Regions from separate parts of the Homo sapiens genome. Here region 1 is linked to region 2. The links are chromatin contacts, found by Hi-C or POLR2A ChIA-PET in ENCODE. All regions are on one chromosome and are shown on one strand. Each heading gives the region's core, a stretch centred on a gene start or an enhancer-like site at or near the end of the contact. The rest is flanking DNA. Distances are from core to core; before and after follow the strand shown. Region 1 overlaps LOC105371291 (a long non-coding RNA gene). Region 2 overlaps CHD9 (chromodomain helicase DNA binding protein 9).

The links. Hi-C counts contacts between places; a loop is a spot of excess contacts on that map. ChIA-PET counts read pairs that join two places held with the same protein, here RNA polymerase II (POLR2A). Pooled maps may share reads with other maps.
Region 1: a loop to region 2 is called in a pooled map, with 6 times the contacts of the local background. The contact joins two enhancer-like sites. A Hi-C loop is called at or near these places in 2 of 50 pooled maps. POLR2A ChIA-PET finds 5 or more read pairs at or near these places in 2 of 52 experiments (GM12878 and activated T-cell).

Annotation. Positions count from the first base shown.
Region 1 is chr16:57,600,847-57,606,056 of GRCh38, reverse strand. The region is part of intron 1 of LOC105371291 (a long non-coding RNA gene); the gene reads left to right. It also overlaps the pseudogene HMGB3P32. Among named protein-coding and RNA genes, the nearest start is that of ADGRG1, 25 kb to the left of the region's middle. Within about 2 kb of position 3,801, at least 7 of the 41 ENCODE cell types and tissues checked have a DNase peak (open chromatin) inside an H3K27ac peak, as active enhancers do; they include GM12878, where a contact is called at or near this core.
Region 2 is chr16:53,059,176-53,064,858 of GRCh38, reverse strand. The region is part of intron 1 of CHD9 (chromodomain helicase DNA binding protein 9); the gene reads right to left. Among named protein-coding and RNA genes, the nearest start is that of CHD9, 7.0 kb to the right of the region's middle. RefSeq lists enhancers at 2,644-3,003, 3,264-3,313, 3,424-3,483 and a silencer at 4,008-4,234. Within about 2 kb of position 2,790, at least 14 of the 41 ENCODE cell types and tissues checked have a DNase peak (open chromatin) inside an H3K27ac peak, as active enhancers do; they include GM12878, where a contact is called at or near this core.

The DNA of each region.
Region 1 (5,210 bases), core at 2,552-5,051, 4.5 Mb before region 2:
GTACAAGAATTCCATTGCATAGAATGTAAAATTATTTAGCCATAACCCTCTATTGAAGGAAATTAAGGGGTCCTATTTTTTAGTGTAATACACTTTGCAGTAATTAACATATATATTTTGGCACATGTGTGGCTATTTCTAAAGGAAAGATACCTAAAAGAGGGATTACTAGGTTATAGAATTGTGCAATTAAAAATTGTACAGATACTTGAGCCGGGGAGGTCAAGGCTGCAGTGAGCATGATGGCACCACTGCATTTCAGCCTGGGTGACAGAGCAAGACCCTGTCAAAAAAAAAAAAAAAAAGGTATAGACACTGCTAAATTGCCCCCTTAAAAAGTAGTACCAATTTAGAGTCCCACCATATCCATTCCAATGTGGAGGTGATCTCTCTAGATGGGCAAAAAATTGTTTTAGTGTGCCTATTGTAATTCTGAGTGGAACCGAGCATCTTTTCATAACTTCATCATCCATTTTTCTTTCTTCTCCTGTGAAACAAATGTTTATATCCTTTATCCAACTTAAAAAAAAGTAATACTGTTTATTTAACTTCAAAAACATTTCAGCATTCTAAACATACAAAAAAAATAACAGAATGTTGCAAATCGTGTTTAAGGACAGAAGGTTCCTGAATTTTCATTGCAGTGACTCTTTGCTTTAGTGACAATGAAGAGTTCTACAGTTTAAAAACCACCACACTTAACTAAAAAACAAAACAAAAACTAAACACTTCTCATGCCAGCTGACCCCCCCATCTTTGCCTTTAGCTAAGAATGGCAGCAGAAAGCTGTCACCACATACAGAAACAAGACAACTTGAAGCTAAATGAATGCCCACTGCACAGTGAACCGGTCCAGCGTCACGGTGCATGCCCTCAGCTATGGCCCCTCCAAAAGGCACCTTCCCCACAGCCTCAATGCCAGACAAGAAGCATCAAGAGCTTGCCTCAGTTGTTTTATTCTTTTTACAAACTATGGACATATACAGTTGATAACTCAGGATTTCTAGCCAATAACCATATAGTTAACACCATCTTACAAATTATAAAAATGCCAGAAACATGGTTTCTTTGTTTGTTTTGTTTTGTTTTGTTTTGTTTTGAGACGGAGTCTCACTCTGTTCCCCAGTCCGGAGTGCAGTGGCGTGATCTCGGCTCACTGCAAGCTCCGCCTCCTGGGCTCAAGCGATTCTCCTGCCTCAGCGTCTCAAGTAGCTGGGATTATAGGCATGCGCCACCATTCCCGGCTAATCTTTGTATTTTTAGTAGAGACAGGGTTTCGCCATGTTGGCCAGGCTGGTCTCGAACTCCTGACCTCAGGTGATCCGCCCACCTCGGCCTCCCAAAGTGCTGGGATTACAGGCGTGAGCCACCACACCCGGCCCAGAAACATCTTTAAATGCCCTGTCACACCAACAGCAAAGTGCACAGAGTGAGAATATGAGAGGGCGTTTTCATTTTAAAATGTTCGGAGGCTGGGCATGGTGGCTCATGCCTGTAATCCCAGCACTTGGGGAGGCCAAGGCCAGCGAATGGCGAATGGCTTGAGCCCAGGAGTTCAAGACCAACCTAGGTGACATGGTGAAATGCCATCTCTACAAAAAATAAAAAAATTAGCCATGTATGGTGGCATGCACCTGTAATCCCAGCTACTGGGGAGGCTGAAGTGGGAGACTCGCCTGAGCCCAGGAGGTGGAGGCCGCAGTGAGCTGAGATCATACCACTGCACACCAGCTTGGGCGACAGAGCGAGACTGTGTCTCAAAAAACAAACAAACAAAGGTTTGGAATTATGTACAACTTTGATACAGTTTCAGGGTGCTCTGGACACCCACGGCCACTTTATGTAAACCACTGACAATTTCTAGAGCACTCTGAGAGACTGCAATATGATCGTGATCAAATTTTGTAATTAAAACTAATGAGGGCAACAGATATTTCTCAAATGAGAGATGAGTCAATTACAACGCGGTCCCCAACCTTTTTGGCACCAGGGACCGGTTTCATGGAAGAAAATTTTCCACGGACGGGGGTCAAGGGTGGGGGCAAGGGGGGGATAGTTTTGGGATGAAACGGTTCCACTTCAGATCATCAGGCATTATTTAGATTCTCCTAAAGAGCACTCAGCCTAGATCCCTCTCATGTGCAGTTTACAACAGGGTTCAGAATCTAATGCCACCGCTGATCCGACAGGAGGCTCAGGTGGTAATACTTGCTCGCCTGCCGCTCACCTCCTCCTGTGACGCCTGGCTCCTAATGGACCACAGACGAGTACTGGTCCATGGACCGGGGGTTGGGGACCCCTGAATTATGACACTCCTCTGCTCTAAGATATTGACAAGGAGATGGATAAACAGGTTTTTTAATTCCTCCTCCTCCTCCTCCTCTTCCTTGTCTACCTTTTTCCAGGCAACTTTAACTTTTGCACCATCGAACTTTCCTTCAGACTTCGAGTCAGCAACACCCTTCTCACACTTCTTCAGCTTGCTGCCGTAGTGATGTCAGGCAGCTTTGCACTGTCACTCAAGTTATTCCATATCTCACTCAGCCTTTTTGCCACATCTCCAATAGAGATGCCAGGGTTTGTGGATTTGTCCTCGGGGCAGAATTCTGAACAGAACAGGAAGAATCCAGATGGTAGCCTTTTGGGGGCTTTAGGGTCCTTCTTCTTGCCTCCCTTAGCTGGTCCGTAATTCTTTATTTCCCAATCATAGAGTACTTCATCCACCTCGGTCATTTCGTCAGGCTTAGACTTCTCTTTTCCACACATTGTCTTCCGCCTCTCAGAGCACTTCTTGGAAATTTCTGTGAAATTGACAAGAACCTCTGGGTTTTTCTTCTTGCATTCTTCTCTGCATGTCTGCATAAAGAAGGCATAAGCAGACATCTCACCTTTTGGTTTCTTGGGGGTCATCTTTAGCCATCCTGACTATATTGTCGCTAGTCTGGGCAACGCAGGGCACCTGCTTTACACATTTTTAATTGGGCTTTTTGCCACTTTCTTACTGATTCATAGGACCTCTTTGCATATTAGAAACCTTAATTCTTTAATACATATGAGCCAAATATTTTCCCAGGATCTTCTGCATGCTTTTAGCTAAATTCTTGGTGTCATTGGTCATAGAAAAGTTTTGCATTTTTATATAGTTAGATGTAGTCTTCCTTTATGATTTCTGGCTTTCATGTCTTGCTTTAAAAGGCTTTTTCTGATTGGAATTTATTTTTAAAATACTCTCCTATATTTTCTTTTTAATACTTTTAGAGTATTTGTTTAACATTTAATTCATCTGGAATTTTTGTGTGCATGAACATGATGTGAGGTAGGGGTCTAATTTTTTGTGGGGTGAGTCTTTTTAAAAATTGATACATAATAGTCATACATACTTATGAGGTACCTGTGATATTTTGATCCATGCACACAATGTGTAATGATTAAATGAGGATAATTAGGATAACCATCACCTCAAGCATTTATTATTTCTTTGCATTGGGAACCTTCCAAATCTCCTATTCCAGCTATTGTGAAATAAAGTATAAATCCTATTAACTATAGTTGCCCTATTAGAATCTAGTTTTGTTTGCATCTGAATGGAGAACCAATTGTCCCAACACCATTTACCGATTAAGTCACCCCTTCCTGCCTGACTTGTGATGTCCCTTTGTCAAAGGCATCTCTCTGTCATTTTATGCACTCTTCTTGTGGTTGGCACATGGCAGAACTCATAAATGTTGACTTTGGGAGCAGCTGAAATGTCAGCTGAATGACAGCGAGCATACGCCACAGTGCAGCTGACCACAGAGCTCACCTCGCAGCTCAGAAGTCAGAACGAGAAATGAATATGAGTGGCTCCCAACATCAGTGAATATTTGTGGCTTTGGTTTTGATGTTGTTTTCAAATCAACTTTGCTTATCTACAATAAAATTTCCACATTTTAAGTGTACAGGGTGATGACTGATGACTTGGCAAACATGTACACTCTCGGACCAAACACACCAACCAAAATATAGAACACGTCCATCTTTCAAGAAAGTTCCTTTGGGGCTCTTTGCAGTCAACCTCCCCTCCACTTCCACCCCAGGCAACCACGATTACCTGAAACCACACGTGTGTAGCACATTGATAACATTTTCAGAGAAATAAATAACCCAGCTGCAGCATGAGCTTGTTGGCTGAGGAGGAAGGCCAACTTCCCCTAAGGGACAGGACTTCTCTCTTGAGGCCGACAAACTCCCCCCTGGGCTGGTTTGGTTAAGAAGAAATGGGGTAATCCAAACCAGGTCTCCCCAGCTTCAGGTAGGCAAGTTCTGTTCCAGTGGTTTTTAACAAGTCTAGAAATCGGCCAGATATTTACTTAATATTTTCTTCTAGATCAACTGGCCTTTTTACATGTAATTCAAAATGATCACTTTTAAAATAAAATATAATATCCCATTAAATGATGAAGGGCACACGCCATAATTAACAAAGGACTAGTGATGATGTAAAATGAAAAATGAATCTCCTGTGCCATCTGAAATCACATGAATACTGCCTCAGGGGGCACCCACAGACATGAAAGAGGTAAGGGAAAAGCAGAGGAAGAATCTGGAACTTCATTCAGGTTGGAGGCTGGTGGTTAGAGGGGAGGGAGAGGGGCAGAAGGGCTGTCTCAACAGAGCTGAGGGGTGAGGGCTCCCTTCATCACTAAAGCAAAGGAGTTGCTTTGGGAACAAACCTGAGTCCACACAGTCCCTTCCTGCAAGGCCATGAGAAGGTCAGAAAACAGCCCCTTAGCTCATAGGTTCTGGGACCTTCCAGCCATAAAAGGAAACAGAGCAGTTTTTGAGGGGCCACTCAAGGGGAAAATACCTTTGGAGTCAGACAGACTGGGATTCACTTCTACTTAGGTGACACTGGGGAAGAGAGTAAGCTTTCTGGGCCTCAGTTTTCTCATCTGTATAATGGATATAATAGCAGTACCTCACTGTAAGGACCGAAAGAAGTGTGGTTTGTAAAGCACATTGCCCAGAAATGATAATCAGTCACCCTTCATTTGCCCTAGGATCCTGAAGGATACAAACACGTGGATATCAGCCTTTGCCCCAATGACTGAGTAGTTAATAAAATCAGTCCCCACTGAAAGAAGTGGGGCTGGCAGTCATGAGTTTTATTAATTAATTGCTCGTTAAAGTTTTTGCCAATGGGAGCAGTTAACTGCCTGTAGGCTGGCAGC
Region 2 (5,683 bases), core at 1,541-4,040:
TAGCTGTGATTACAGGCATGTGCCACCTGGCTAATTTTTCTATTTTTAGTAGAGACGGGGTTTCACCATGTTGGCCAGGCTGGTCTCGAACTCCTGACCTCAGGTGATCCACCCACCTTGGCCTCCCAAAGTGCTGGGATTACAGGCATGAGCCACTGTGCCCAGCCTCCCTTGTGATTTAATACATTTGCAGCCTGGCTTCCTCACCAGGCTCTGGTGAATTTGGTTAGTCCGCCCCTTTCAGCCTGGTTAGCTCCAAGTGCACTAAAGAACCTTCATCTCTGGCCTGCAGAGAACCAGGTTCACCAGCCTCCAGCCCACTGTACTGCTGGCCCTAGGGGGCTTTTCCCTGATTGACAGCTGGCCCCCCTTTTTGATGTCACTCTCAAGCTGCCCTTTGCCATGTCAGTCACCCCAATCACACCCTCCCTACCCTGAGCCCCTGGAATGAGCTGTGGGAAACCTGCAAAAAAAAGTGCTACGACAACAAAATAACTTTATAGGTTCTGCTGAAGAAACAAGAATAAAGAAGAGGCCCTGTGCTGGAGGGGAAGAGGCCAAGAACATGCAACAGAAACTAGTAGAAGGAACTGGCAATGTTTAATCTAGAGCACAGAAGATCTGGGAAGGCCAACCAGTTCTCTGTCATCAAATATCTGAAGAACTGTGGTGATGAAAAGGGAATAGATTGATCTTCTGAGGCTCTAAAGAAAATATGCCAACCAGGCCATATATGGTGGCTCATGCCTGTAATTCCAGAACTTTGGGAGGCTGAGGCAGGAGGATCATTTGAGGCCAGGAGTTTGAGACCAGCCTGGGCAACACAGCCAGACCTGTTTCTACCAAAAAAAAAAAATTAGCTGGGCATGGTGGCTCATAGGTCTGTACCCCCAGCTACTCTGGAGGCTGAGGTGGGAGGATGGCCAGAGCCTAGGAGTTTAAGCTTCAGTGAGCTATGATCACAACACTGGACTCCAGCCTAGGCAACAGAGTGAGATCCTGTCTTTCTTAAAAAAAAAAAAAAAAAAGGCCAGGCATGGTGGCTTATGCCTGTAATCCCAGCATTTTGGGAGGCCGAGATGGGCGGGTCACGAGGTCAGGAGATTGAGACCAGCCTGGCTAACATGGTGAAACCCCATCTCTACTAAAAATACAAAAAATTAGCCGGGCGTGGTGGCGGGCGCCTGTAGTCCCAGCTACTGAGGAGGCTGAGGCAGGAGAATGGCGTGAACCCGAAGGCGGAGCTTGCAGTGAGCCAAGATTGCGCCACTGCACTCCAGCCTGGGCGACAGAGCGAGACTCTGTCTCAAAAAAATAAAAATAAAAATAAAAAAATAAAGAAAAAGAAAAAGTATGGCAACCAAAGGGCAGTAGATACAGGGAGACAGAAAAAATGGGGAACCTTTTAGGGCAGTTTTCCCCTAACTTCAGTTATTCAAATATCACCTTCACATTTTGTGTGTGTGTGTGTGTGTGTGTGTGTGTGTGTGTGTGTGTGTGAAATTTATGAGAAGCAGCATAATTCTGCAATTTAGAGCACAAATCTGGAGCAGGACCACCTGGGTTTATTTTCCAGCTCATCACTTCCTAGCTATATAACTTTGGGCACGTTATTTAACTTCTCTATGCCTGTTTGCTCAGTAGTAACATGGGGCAAAGAGTCCCTACCTCAAATAGTACTTAACCCATATTGGTGAGGATTAATTGAATGATTTGAATGACGCATGGAAAGTGCTTAGAAGAGCATCCAGCACTTAGTAAGTACCCAGTAAGTGGTGGGTATTTTATACATATATATTTTTCTAATAAAATTCTTTTATTTTTTATTTTATTTTTTTGAGACGGAGTTTCACTCTTGTTGCCCAGGCTAGAGTGCAATGGCGCGATCTTGGCTCACCACAACCTCTGCCTCCCGGGTCCAAGCGATTCTTCCCTTAGCCTCCCGAGTATCTGGGATTACAGGCATGTGCCTGGCTAATTTTGTATTTTTAGTAGAGATGGGGTTTCTCCATGTTGGTCAGGCTGGTTTCAATCTCCCAACCTCAGGTGATCAGCCCTCCTTGGCCTCCCAAAGTGCTGGGATTACAGGCGTGAGCCATCGCACCCGGCTCCATAAATTTTTATTTTTAAATAATTGGGGTCTTCCTGGAGTGCAGTGGCATGATCATAGCTCACTGTAACCTCGAACTCCTGGGCTTAAACCATCCTCCCACCTCAGCCTCCTGAGTAGCTGGATTACAGGCATGCATCACTACACCCAGGTAATTTTTAAAATGTTTTGTAGAGATGGGGTCTCACTATGTTGCCCAGGCTGGTGTCCAACTCCTGGCTTCAAGTGACCTCCCTGCGTGTACCTCCCAAAGTATTAGGATTACAGGCATGAGCCACTGCACCTGGCCTATTATATTTTATTCTATCCTCATACCATTGATACTCTTATTTAATATTTTTCTTTAAATGGACACACGATTTATATACATTTATTTTAAGGGAAACGTTATATTACTACCATACATGAAAAGCCATGTACAGGTGGAAACTGTAAAGATAAACATAACAGCAAACAATGTTATTAGATTGTTACAGTTTTAACAATGTTATTAAATGGTCACACTTACTGTTGCCTCTTAAATGCCCTGAACTGGAGGACTGCTGTCTTTCCAATGAAAGAGGAGACAATCAAGTGTTACAGTAGCATTCTAGTACTTTGCCCAGACTTCTGTTGGCTGCAGTCAGAAGCAAGAGTCCCAGTCCCACAAGTTGGAGGAAGTGAAAGGCCAGCGTGGGTGGAGCACCTGCTCTGGGGAGAGAGGGCAGCCCCAGGGGTGAGAGGCGGGCAGAGCAGGATCAAAGAGACAGCTCAAAAGGGAAAAATCCCTTTCCCATTCTGAGACTTTGTGCTCTTGGGTACCATGTCTCTCTCTGTGCCACACCAAAGCCATCTCACAAGACCCCTTGTGGTATGAGTTGCACATCTTAGAAAGCAAAGTCAGAAACACTTTGTTGGAGACACTATGGGTGCCCCACCCATACTCCTCAGCTCACCCGAGGTTACCTGCAGACATTTCCAGATGCCCTGGGCTACCTTTCACTTCTGCTTTAAGTTATTTTCTGGCTTCAGGGTGTGCACAGCAGACAGTTAGCAAGACAACCCTCAATAATGAGGTATGAGAGTCGAGGATATACCCCAGTCTCCCTGCCTTTTCGTGGGACACTTCTGAAATATTTTCTATAGTCTCGCTAAGGGTCCCTGAGGGATGGAGACCCAATTGCCCAGTGGTAACTCACTCATCAACACCTTTTTTATTGGCTTTTCTCCCTTTCTCGGTTAATTTCACTCTCACTGGGCTTCCTGGGATCATTTCCGAAATACATTTCTGGCACCTGAATCCTTTTCTCGTGATCTGCTTTGGGGGAAACTACAACTATGACACAGCTTTAAACTTCTGTCAGTGGAATGAGTTGCCCAGTGAGATGTGAAGTTCCATCTTACTGAGGACTCAAGAAATGGCTGACAATGTTCAATGGAGATTCACAGGTCAGGTAAAGACTCAAATCAGATGAACACTTAGTATTCCTTTTGTGTGTCTGTCTTTTTTGTTTGTTTTTTTGTTTTAAAGAGACAGCATCTTGGCCAGGCGAGGTGGCTCATGCCTGTAATCCTAGCACTTTGGGAGGCCAAGGCGGGTGAATCACCTGAGGTCAGGAGTTCGAGACCAGCCTGGCCAACATGGCGAAACCCCATCTCCACTAAATACACAAAAATTAGCCAGGCATGGCAGTGGGCACCTATAATTCCAGCTACTTGGGAAACTGAGGCAGGAGAATCGCTTGAACCCGGGGGGGCGGAGGTTGCAGTGAGCTGAGATCATGCCATTTCACTTCAGCCTGGGCAAAAGAGTGAAACTCCGTCTCAAAAAAAAAAAAAAAAAAAAAAAGAGACAACATCTTGCCCTGTCACCTAGGCTGGAGTGCGGTGGTGCAATCATGGCTCACTATAGTCTCAAACTCCTGGTCTGAAGTGATCCTCCCCCGTCAGCTTCCCAAGTAGCTGGGGCTGCAGGTGCATGCCACCATGCCCAGCTAATTTTCGTTTGTTTTTTGAGACAGGGTCCCCCTCAGTTGCCCAGGCTGGAGCGCAGTGGCATGATCATGGCTCATTGCAACCTCAAACTCCTCAGCTCAATTGATTCGCTTACCTCAGCCTCCTGAGTAGCTGGGACTACAGGTGCACCACCACACCTGGCTAATTTTTCATTTTTTTGTAGATATGGGGTCTTGCTATGTTGCCCAGGCTGGTCTGGAACTTCTAGACTCAAGTAATCCTCCCACCTCAGCCCCCCAAAGTTCTGGAATTACAGGTGTGAGCCACCAATCCAGGCCCCAGCTAATTTTTAAAATTTTTAAAATAGAAATGAGGTCTCACTATGTTGCCCAGGCTGACCTTGAACTCCTGGCCTCAAGCAATCCTCCTGCCTCAGCTTCACAAAGTGCTGGGGCTACAGGCATGAGCCACTGCACCCAACCTACCTAGTATCCTTCTGATCCTCAGGTCTCATTATTCGGGATCAGGAGTCAGCAAACTACAGCCCACAGGCCACATCCAGCCTACTGCCTGTTTTTGTATAGCCTGTGAGCTAAGAATGGTTTTTACATTATTTATTTGTTTGTTTGTTTGTAGAGATGGGGGTCTTGCTATGTTGCCCAGGCTGGTCTTGAACTCCTGGCCCCAAGCAATCCTCCCTCCTTGGTCTTCCAAAGTCCTGGGATCACAGATATGAGCCACCATGCCTGGCCAGCTTTTACATTTTTAAATGGTTGAAAAAAATGTTTAAAGAATAATATTTTGTGACACAGAAAAATTATGTGAAATTCAAAACTTCAGTGTCCATAAAGCTTTATTGGAACCCAGATATACTCATTTGTTTACATACCATCTACGGCTGCTTTTACTCTACAGTGGCAGTTTCTCATCAACATTACAAGAAACGACGTTACTTGGACTTACTGTACGTCATTTCGCTTAAAGTTGCAGTTTCTAAGAACCTAACGAGGACATTAATTGAGAATTTACTGCAGTTGCAACTGAAACCCTATGGTCCATAAAGCTCAAAATATTTACTCTCTGGACCTTTACAGAAAAAGTTTGCTGATGCCTGTTCACGGTCATTATCCTGCAGAGACAAGAGGCAGATTGAGGCCTGGCTGCCCCATGAGTGGGGAGGCCGATGCCCAGACCTAGTATTTGGGGGCAGTTTGAATCAGAACCTCACATTTCCTTTTGCCACATCTTTATGACCATGGTCATTACTCCCACCCTCTGCAAGTACCTAAGACTCTTTCACAGAGGAATTCATGTCTTTATACCAGTAATATTTTTTGACTAAATTTTTTTTCCATTTTTCTTGTTGTTAAAGATAGAGGTGGGGGTCTCACTATGTTGCCCAGGCTAGTCTTGAACTCTTGGCCTCAAGCATTCCTCCCACTTCTGCTTCCCAAAGTGCTGGGATTACAGGCATATGCCACTGTGCCCAGCCACCAGAAATATTTTTCTTTTTTAAAGGACATGAGAAATTTTCTTCTCCACACCCTGCCACTATCCCACGTGGTTTCATCGACGCTTGATCACTTTCACCACCACTTAGTTACTGATTTCTCCCCAGAACAAACCAAACCTCCAGCC